2 separate regions of the Homo sapiens genome follow, and region 2 is linked to region 1. A link is a contact called in ENCODE Hi-C or POLR2A ChIA-PET data. All regions are on one chromosome and are shown on one strand. The core of a region is the stretch at or near the end of the contact, and the rest is flanking DNA. Distances in the headings are between cores, read along the strand shown. Region 1 overlaps TRPM2 (transient receptor potential cation channel subfamily M member 2). Region 2 holds the start of LRRC3-DT (LRRC3 divergent transcript).

Region 1 (3,239 bases), core at 715-3,214:
AGCAGGACGGGCCCACACATGCCCCCTCCCACCTGGCCATACTCACGTGCAACGTGCCCGGGCCGCCCTCCAGCACCACGCACACGATGGGGATCTTGATGGCCACACCTAGAAAAAGCACACAGCCGAGTGAGGGCCACACCTAAACAAAGCACGGAGCCGAGTGAGGGCCACACCTGAACAAAGCATGGAGCCGAGTGAGGGGACAGAGGTGGGGGGCAAGACCCTGCACTGAGGGCACTCTCCCCTGCCCCCTGCTGGCTCCAGCCTAACCACACACTGAAGCACCTGCTGGGAGGCCTCTTGCCAGTGCTGAGTCGCCGTTTAAAGTCAAAGCTCCACATTCCCAGGGGACCTGCCTGTTCCACATCAATGAGCAGACTCAAGAGCCCCCCGCCACCCACACTTCCCCGCTCGCTTGCTTCCCATCCACCCCTGCCTGCTTTCTTGGGAGGGAGGGAGAGGGGCTATGGACAATCAGAGCTGAGGCCCCAAGCAGGTGGCACAACCTGCCACGCGTGGATGCGAGCAGCATGCGGCACGTCCATCCTGTGTCCATCCGCCCAGCCCCACCCTGAACTTCATCCAGCCCAACAGCAGTGGAGCCTGAGAAGGACTTGGCAACCCCTTTCCCCAGGCAGCAAACTCTGTCTGTGAGCCCCCCATGGGCCCATCGTCTTCACACACTCACCCACACATCCCACCCCAGATGTCCTAGTCAAGCAGGTTCTCAAAGTGTGGTCCCTGAACTGCAGCATCGCCCTCACCAGGGAACGTGCTCCTACTAGTCAAGCAGGTTCTCAAAGTGTGGTCCCTGGTCCCTGAACTGCAGCATCGTCCTCACCAGGGAACGTGCTCCTACTAGTCAAGCAGGGTTCTCAAAGTGTGGTCCCTGGTCCCTGAACTGCAGCATCGCCCTCACCAGGGAACGTGCTCCTAATGCAAGTTCTCAGCCCACCTGGAGCTGCTGAGTTGGACCCTGGGGCTGGGGCCCACAAGCTGGTGAGGAACCCTCCAGGGGAGTTCGATGCACAAGGAACCCTGCAAGGGACCCCAGCCCACCCAGCCACAGGTCAGACACCTCCCGTTCACCATCTCCTCTTTGAACCCTCCTCAAGTGATATGCAAAACCCCGCACTTGACCTCCCGACGTCCTCAAACCCATCCCATCCCACCTATGAGGAAAAAGGTATCAAATCCTAAGTTTTGACTATCGTACATTCTGATTTCTGAACCTGAGAGCAGACCATGATCAAGGTTTAAAATAATTGTAGGGCCAGGCACAGTGGTTCAAGCTTGTAATCCCAGCACTTTGGGAGGGTGATGGGAGGATCCCTTGAGCCCAGAAGTTCGAGGCTACAGTGAGCTGAGATCACACCACTGCGCTCCAGACCCTGTCCCAAAAAAAATGTAGGTTGGCCCATTACCTGCGAGCACACAGGTGAGCTGCCAGCCCCCCAGACCGCCCTCCCACTGGCTAAAATGGGCAAGAGAAGATGACCCTCCTGGAACAAAGTATAAAGAGACACGGGAAAGAAACCCAGGTGTGTTCTGAGGACGTTCCGAGTACCATGAACATCCTGGTTGTGACCAGCTGTACCTGACAGTCTGACCAGCTCACCGCGCTCTCTGCCGAGTGCCACGAATGACCTGTGACCAGCTGTACCTGACACTCTGACCAGCCCACTGCACTCTCTGCCAAACGCCAGGCCTGTTGAACGTCCTGGTCGTGACCAGCTGTACCTGACACTCTGACCAGCCCACTGTGCTCTCTGCCCAATCACCCTCGAAAGCAAGCTCCCCTACCTCCTCTTTCCTTGGTCTGCTCCGATATGAACTTCTCCAGCCTGGTCCTCAGAGGAATCTCCACCCCGTACTGGCCGTGGGTCCCGTCGTCCACGAGGATGAAGTGAGAGTGGTTGCTGTCTAGGCAGGTCAGGTTCCCTTGGCCATCCTCATCCAGTATGTACTCGGCGGGGAAGCTGCCCTGGGATGGCCAGGAAGCGTCAGACACTGCTTCTGGAAAGCTCTGCCTCTCTAACGCGAGCAGGCTGAACACCGGCCCTCACAGAGACCAGGTCCCAGTCCCTGGAATCTGTGGACGTGGCCTTATTGGAGAAAGCGACTTTGCACATGTGATCGAAACATGAGATTAACTTGGATGATCCGAGTGGGCCCAAAATACCATCACAGGTGTCCTTACAGGAGAGAGGTGGTGGGGGACACACACAGGAGAGGAGGCCGAGGGACCACAGAGGCAGGGGCAAGTGACATAGCCACAAGTGGAGAAAGCCGGACCCCCCAGGAGTGGAGGAGGCGGGGAAACAGACGTGTGACCCTGACTTCAGAGTTCTGTCCTCCAGACACGTGAGAGACCACAATGCTGCTGTTTCAGGCTTGAGGCCATTTGTTACGGCAGCCACAGGAAACGGATACAGGTCTGGGGTGAGGAAGTGGGCTGCTGCTGCAACAAACACCTAAAAATGTGGAAGTGGCATTGAAACCGGCAATGGGGAGACGACGGGAGGATTTAGAAGCACCATGAATGGAAAACGTCTCAACGTCCTTGAAGAGAATGTTGGTGGGAATGTGGTATTAAAGGCCTTGCGGAGACGGGCGCGGTGGCTCACGCCTGGAATCCCAGCACTTTGGGAGGCCAAGGCGGGAGGATCACCTGAGCCCTGGAGTTCGAGACCAGCCTGGACGACATAGCGGATCTCATGTCTACAAAAATGAAAAAATTAGCCGGGCATGGTGGTGCACACCTGTAGTCCCAGCTACTTGGGAGGCTGAGATGGGAAGATCACTTGAGCCCGGGAGGTCAAGGCTGAGGATCGCACCAACATACTCCAGCCTGGGCAACAGTGAGACCCTGTCTCAGAAAAAAAACAACTCGCAGTAAGGGCTCAGAAGGAAGTGAGGAGCAGGGCAGAGAGGGCTTTGTTGCCCTAGAGCAGGGGTCCCCCACCCCCTGGGCCATGGACTGGTAATGGTCTGTGGCCTGTGAGGATCTGGGCTGCTCACAGCAGGAGGTGGGTGGTGGGTGAACGAGCGAAGCTTCATCCCTATTTACAGCCGCTCCCCATCGTGTGTGTGACTGTCCGAGCTCCACCTCCTGTCAGATCCGCGGCATTAGATTCTCATGGGAATACTAACCTTACTGTGAACTGTGCATGCGAGGGACCTAGGTTGTACTCCCCTTACGAAAATCTAATGCCTAATGATCTGTCACTGTCCCC
Region 2 (3,354 bases), core at 100-2,599, 79 kb before region 1:
TGGGGACGGGGACACGCGAGCCTCTGCTAGGGCCTGGGGATGGAGCTGGTTTCCGCAGGCAAGGCCTTATCCAACCAGACATGAAACCGCCATCCTGCCCCGCTGGGAGAAGCAGTGCAGTCCACTCTGGCAGCTCTGAAAGGGAAGACGCAGGAGGGAGCGGAGAGGGAGGGAGGGTGGTCAGCACTGCCGGCTGCGGTCACCTGGGAAACGCGTCCACTGGTGGGGAGGGTGTTGAGGGCCCACTGAAGGGTCTGGGGTGGGGAGCACGCCTCCTTAAACAGCTCTGCCTGTAACTTACTTCTGGAGACTCCCAATGCGCCCGGGAGGAGCGTCCCACAAGTGCAGGGAGCTGGCACTGCCAGGGGGCTCCGCATGGCCCAGTGGGTGGTCACTGCGGCCACCCCTGGCCACCTACAGCACCGCTGGGGACCAAAGGCCGGGCGGCGGAGTGGCGGCGGCTTGGACCACCCAGCCCCTCCCTCCTCAGGGTGGACGCCAGGAGGACGGTGACGGCTGCAGCTTCTCCCGAACCTGGAGCGCGGGTCAAGCTGGGCACGTGGCCGGGCACCAGCGGGCGCTCGCGCGCCAGGGGCTACTCCAGCAGCCAACGCCTGGCTGACTCCGACAACCCCTAAAAACTGTCATAACCCAGCAAGCCCTTCCCTGCCAGCCCTAAAGGAGCCGCGGCTCGCACCGGGCACAGAACCGCGCCTTTTCTTTCAACTGCCTGAAGAAGGAAACCGAGAAAACAGAGAAGCCAAGCCCTGTGCGCGCGGCCCGCGCTGGGCGTGGACGGCGGGGCCGCGCGCGGAGCCGGCCGGGAGAGGCTCGGACCCCCAGGACCTCCAGCCTTTAGACCCTCCGGCCCTAGGACCCCCGGAACCTGGGACCCCCGAGACCCCAGCACTCGCGGCGGGGGGATGGTCATGGGGTGGGTGGGAATCCACGCTCCCAGGGCTGGGCGGGGGCTTTACCTGCGCGGCGGCGGCCGGAGGCTGCTCTGCGCGCCGCTCCCGGGCCTCTCGGAGCCCGCCAGACCCAGCTCCACGCCTGGCGCGGCGGCCACCCCGCTGCCCCTGCGACCGCGCCCGCGACCACTAGCTGGGGAGGCCGCGACTCCGGCCTGCGCGGGCGAGGGGCGGGGTGGGGCGGGGCCTGGAGGGGGCGGGGCGAAAGGCGGAGACAGGCTGTGTCGATTCCCCGCGGGGGCGGGGAAGGGGCGGGGCATGTAAGGAGACCGGAACGGGATTTGTGGTTAGGCGGGGGCGGGGCTTGAGGGCGGGTTCTGCGGCAGGGCGGGGCCTGGAAGAGATGGGGGAGGGGCATGGGAGGGGCATGGGAGGGGCCGGTGGTGCGGCTTTAGATGGAGCTGGTACTAAGACCCAGGTCGCAGGGGCTGTGGGCGGGTTGTGGGAGTAATTGTGGCATGCTGGGGGCGTGGTTGTGGGGCTGAGGACGAGGTGGTGGGGGCTGAGGGCGTGGTTATGGGTGGGGGCGGGGTCTGCGCGCCGGGAGGGGCTGTGGGTCCAGCCCCTGCCCCTCACTCTGGGCAAATCCCCTCTTCCCTCTGGCATCAGGACTTCTGGGGCTTGAAGACCCTGGGTCTGCGGGAAGCCCCTGCTGAGCGTCCCTCGCCTACCCCGTGGCCAGTGGGTGAGTAGGGCTAGATCTCCGCCCATCTAGGTCCCCTTCTGCTCCAGCTCCAGCGTCTGACATCCCAAGGAAGGAACGCAGGGTGGGGGCATTTGAGCCGGACCTGAGCCATCCTCATGGTTTTCAAAAAGTAGCCTTATTGTGGTGTAATTGACAGACGGTAAGCCACATATTTCAATTTGGTACGTTTTAACACTCGGATACTCCTGTGAAACCATCACCACAATCAGCATAGTGAACACCCCGGGTTCCCTCTTGGTCATCTCTCCCTGCCCTCCCTCATCCCCAGGCAAGCACTGATCTGCATTCTGTCACTACTGATTACTTTGCATTTCCTATGATTTGCACAAATGGAATCATATAATATGTACTTTTTGTGTAGCTTCTTTCACTCAGCACAATTATTTTTGAGATTTGCCTGCGTCATTTGGTTTGTCAATGCGTATTTCTTTTACAGCTGCATGGTACTCCAGTGTATGAATGTACCACAGTTTGTGTCCATTCACCTGCTGGTGGGCATTTGGGTTGTTTCTGGTGTTGGCTCTTACAGATAAAGCTGATCCGAACATTGTGCACAAGTCTTTGGATGAATGCTTTTCTTTCTCTTGAATAGATGTCTAGGAGTGGAGTGGCTGGATGCCACGGTAGCCATATGTGAAACTTTTTAAGAAACTGCCAAAGCGATTGTATGGTTTTACATTCCACATCCTCCCCAGCACTTGGTATGGTTTGTCTTTTTAATTTCAAATACTCTAATAGGTGTGTGGTGATAGATGGAACTGTGGTTTTAATTTGCGTTTCCCTGTTGGCCAATGATGTTGAGCATCATTTCATCTGTTTATTCTCCATCTCCTGTAGTAAGCGTTGAGTTCAAATCTTTTACTCACTTTTAATTGGGTTGTTTATTTTCTTATTATTGAGTTTGGGAGTTTGTTGCATATTCTGGATACAAGTCCTTTATCAGATATGTGATCTGTAAATGCTTTCTCCAAGCCTTTGGATTGTGTGTTCATTCTCTTAACAGTTTTTCAAAGAGCAGAATTTTTTAATTTTGAGGAAATCCAATTTATGTTTTTCTTTTATGGATCCTGCTTTTGGTGTCATATATAAGAAATCTTTGCCTCACCCAAAGTCACAAGGGTTTTAGAGTTTTAAAGGTTTGCATTTGGGTCTATTACCTATTTTAAGTTTATTTGGGTTTATAGTATGAGATATGATTCAATGTTTATTTTTTGTGTATGTGGATAATCAGTTTTTTCCAGACTGTTGAAAAGACTATCCTTTCTCTTGTTTGCTGAGAGTCTTTTTAATCAGGAATGAAAGTTGGATTTTGTTTTTTCTGCATCTATTGAGAATCTTTTTGCGTGATGATCTATTAATATGATAGAGTATAATGATTGATTTTAAAGTGTTAAATCAATCTTGTGTTCTTGGGATAAAGCCCACGTGGTCATGATGTATTATCATTTTTATATGTGGTTGAATTATTTAATGGATATACAACTGCTGAGTTTATTTTATTCTTGACTGAATGTATGTAGTTTGTATCGCTCAAGAAATTGCCCATCGCATATAAGTTGTTGAATTTATTAGCATAAAGTTGTTCATAATATTCCTTTATCCTTTCAACATCTGTGAAGTATGAGGTGATGTCATCTTTCTCATTTCTGATACTGGCAATTGTGGCTTTTTTTTTAA

Evidence for each region. A loop is a pair of places that touch in the nucleus more often than their neighbours do. ChIA-PET counts read pairs that join two places held with the same protein, here RNA polymerase II (POLR2A).
Region 2: a loop to region 1 is called in a map of HL-60/S4, with 2.7 times the contacts of the local background. The contact joins the promoter of LRRC3-DT here to the enhancer-like site in region 1. A Hi-C loop is called at or near these places in 7 of 168 maps with a recorded cell type or tissue (GM12878, HL-60/S4, heart left ventricle and 1 more). POLR2A ChIA-PET finds 5 or more read pairs at or near these places in 2 of 52 experiments (K562 and activated B cell).

What each region holds. Positions count from the first base shown.
Region 1 is chr21:44,374,581-44,377,819 of GRCh38, reverse strand. It overlaps TRPM2 (transient receptor potential cation channel subfamily M member 2), which reads right to left. Exons shown (of 32, transcript NM_003307.4): 6 at 1,807-1,987; 7 at 47-108. Among named protein-coding and RNA genes, the nearest start is that of TRPM2, 23 kb to the right of the region's middle. RefSeq lists an enhancer at 1-490. Within about 2 kb of position 1,964, at least 3 of the 41 ENCODE cell types and tissues checked have a DNase peak (open chromatin) inside an H3K27ac peak, as active enhancers do.
Region 2 is chr21:44,453,279-44,456,632 of GRCh38, reverse strand. LRRC3-DT (LRRC3 divergent transcript) reads left to right here and starts at 1,349. Exons shown (of 4, transcript NR_047476.1): 1 at 1,349-1,389; 2 at 1,581-1,656. It overlaps LRRC3 (leucine rich repeat containing 3), which reads right to left and starts at 1,123. Exons shown (of 2, transcript NM_030891.6): 1 at 978-1,123; 2 at 1-135. RefSeq lists silencers at 765-1,194, 1,283-1,462 and an enhancer at 1,626-2,126.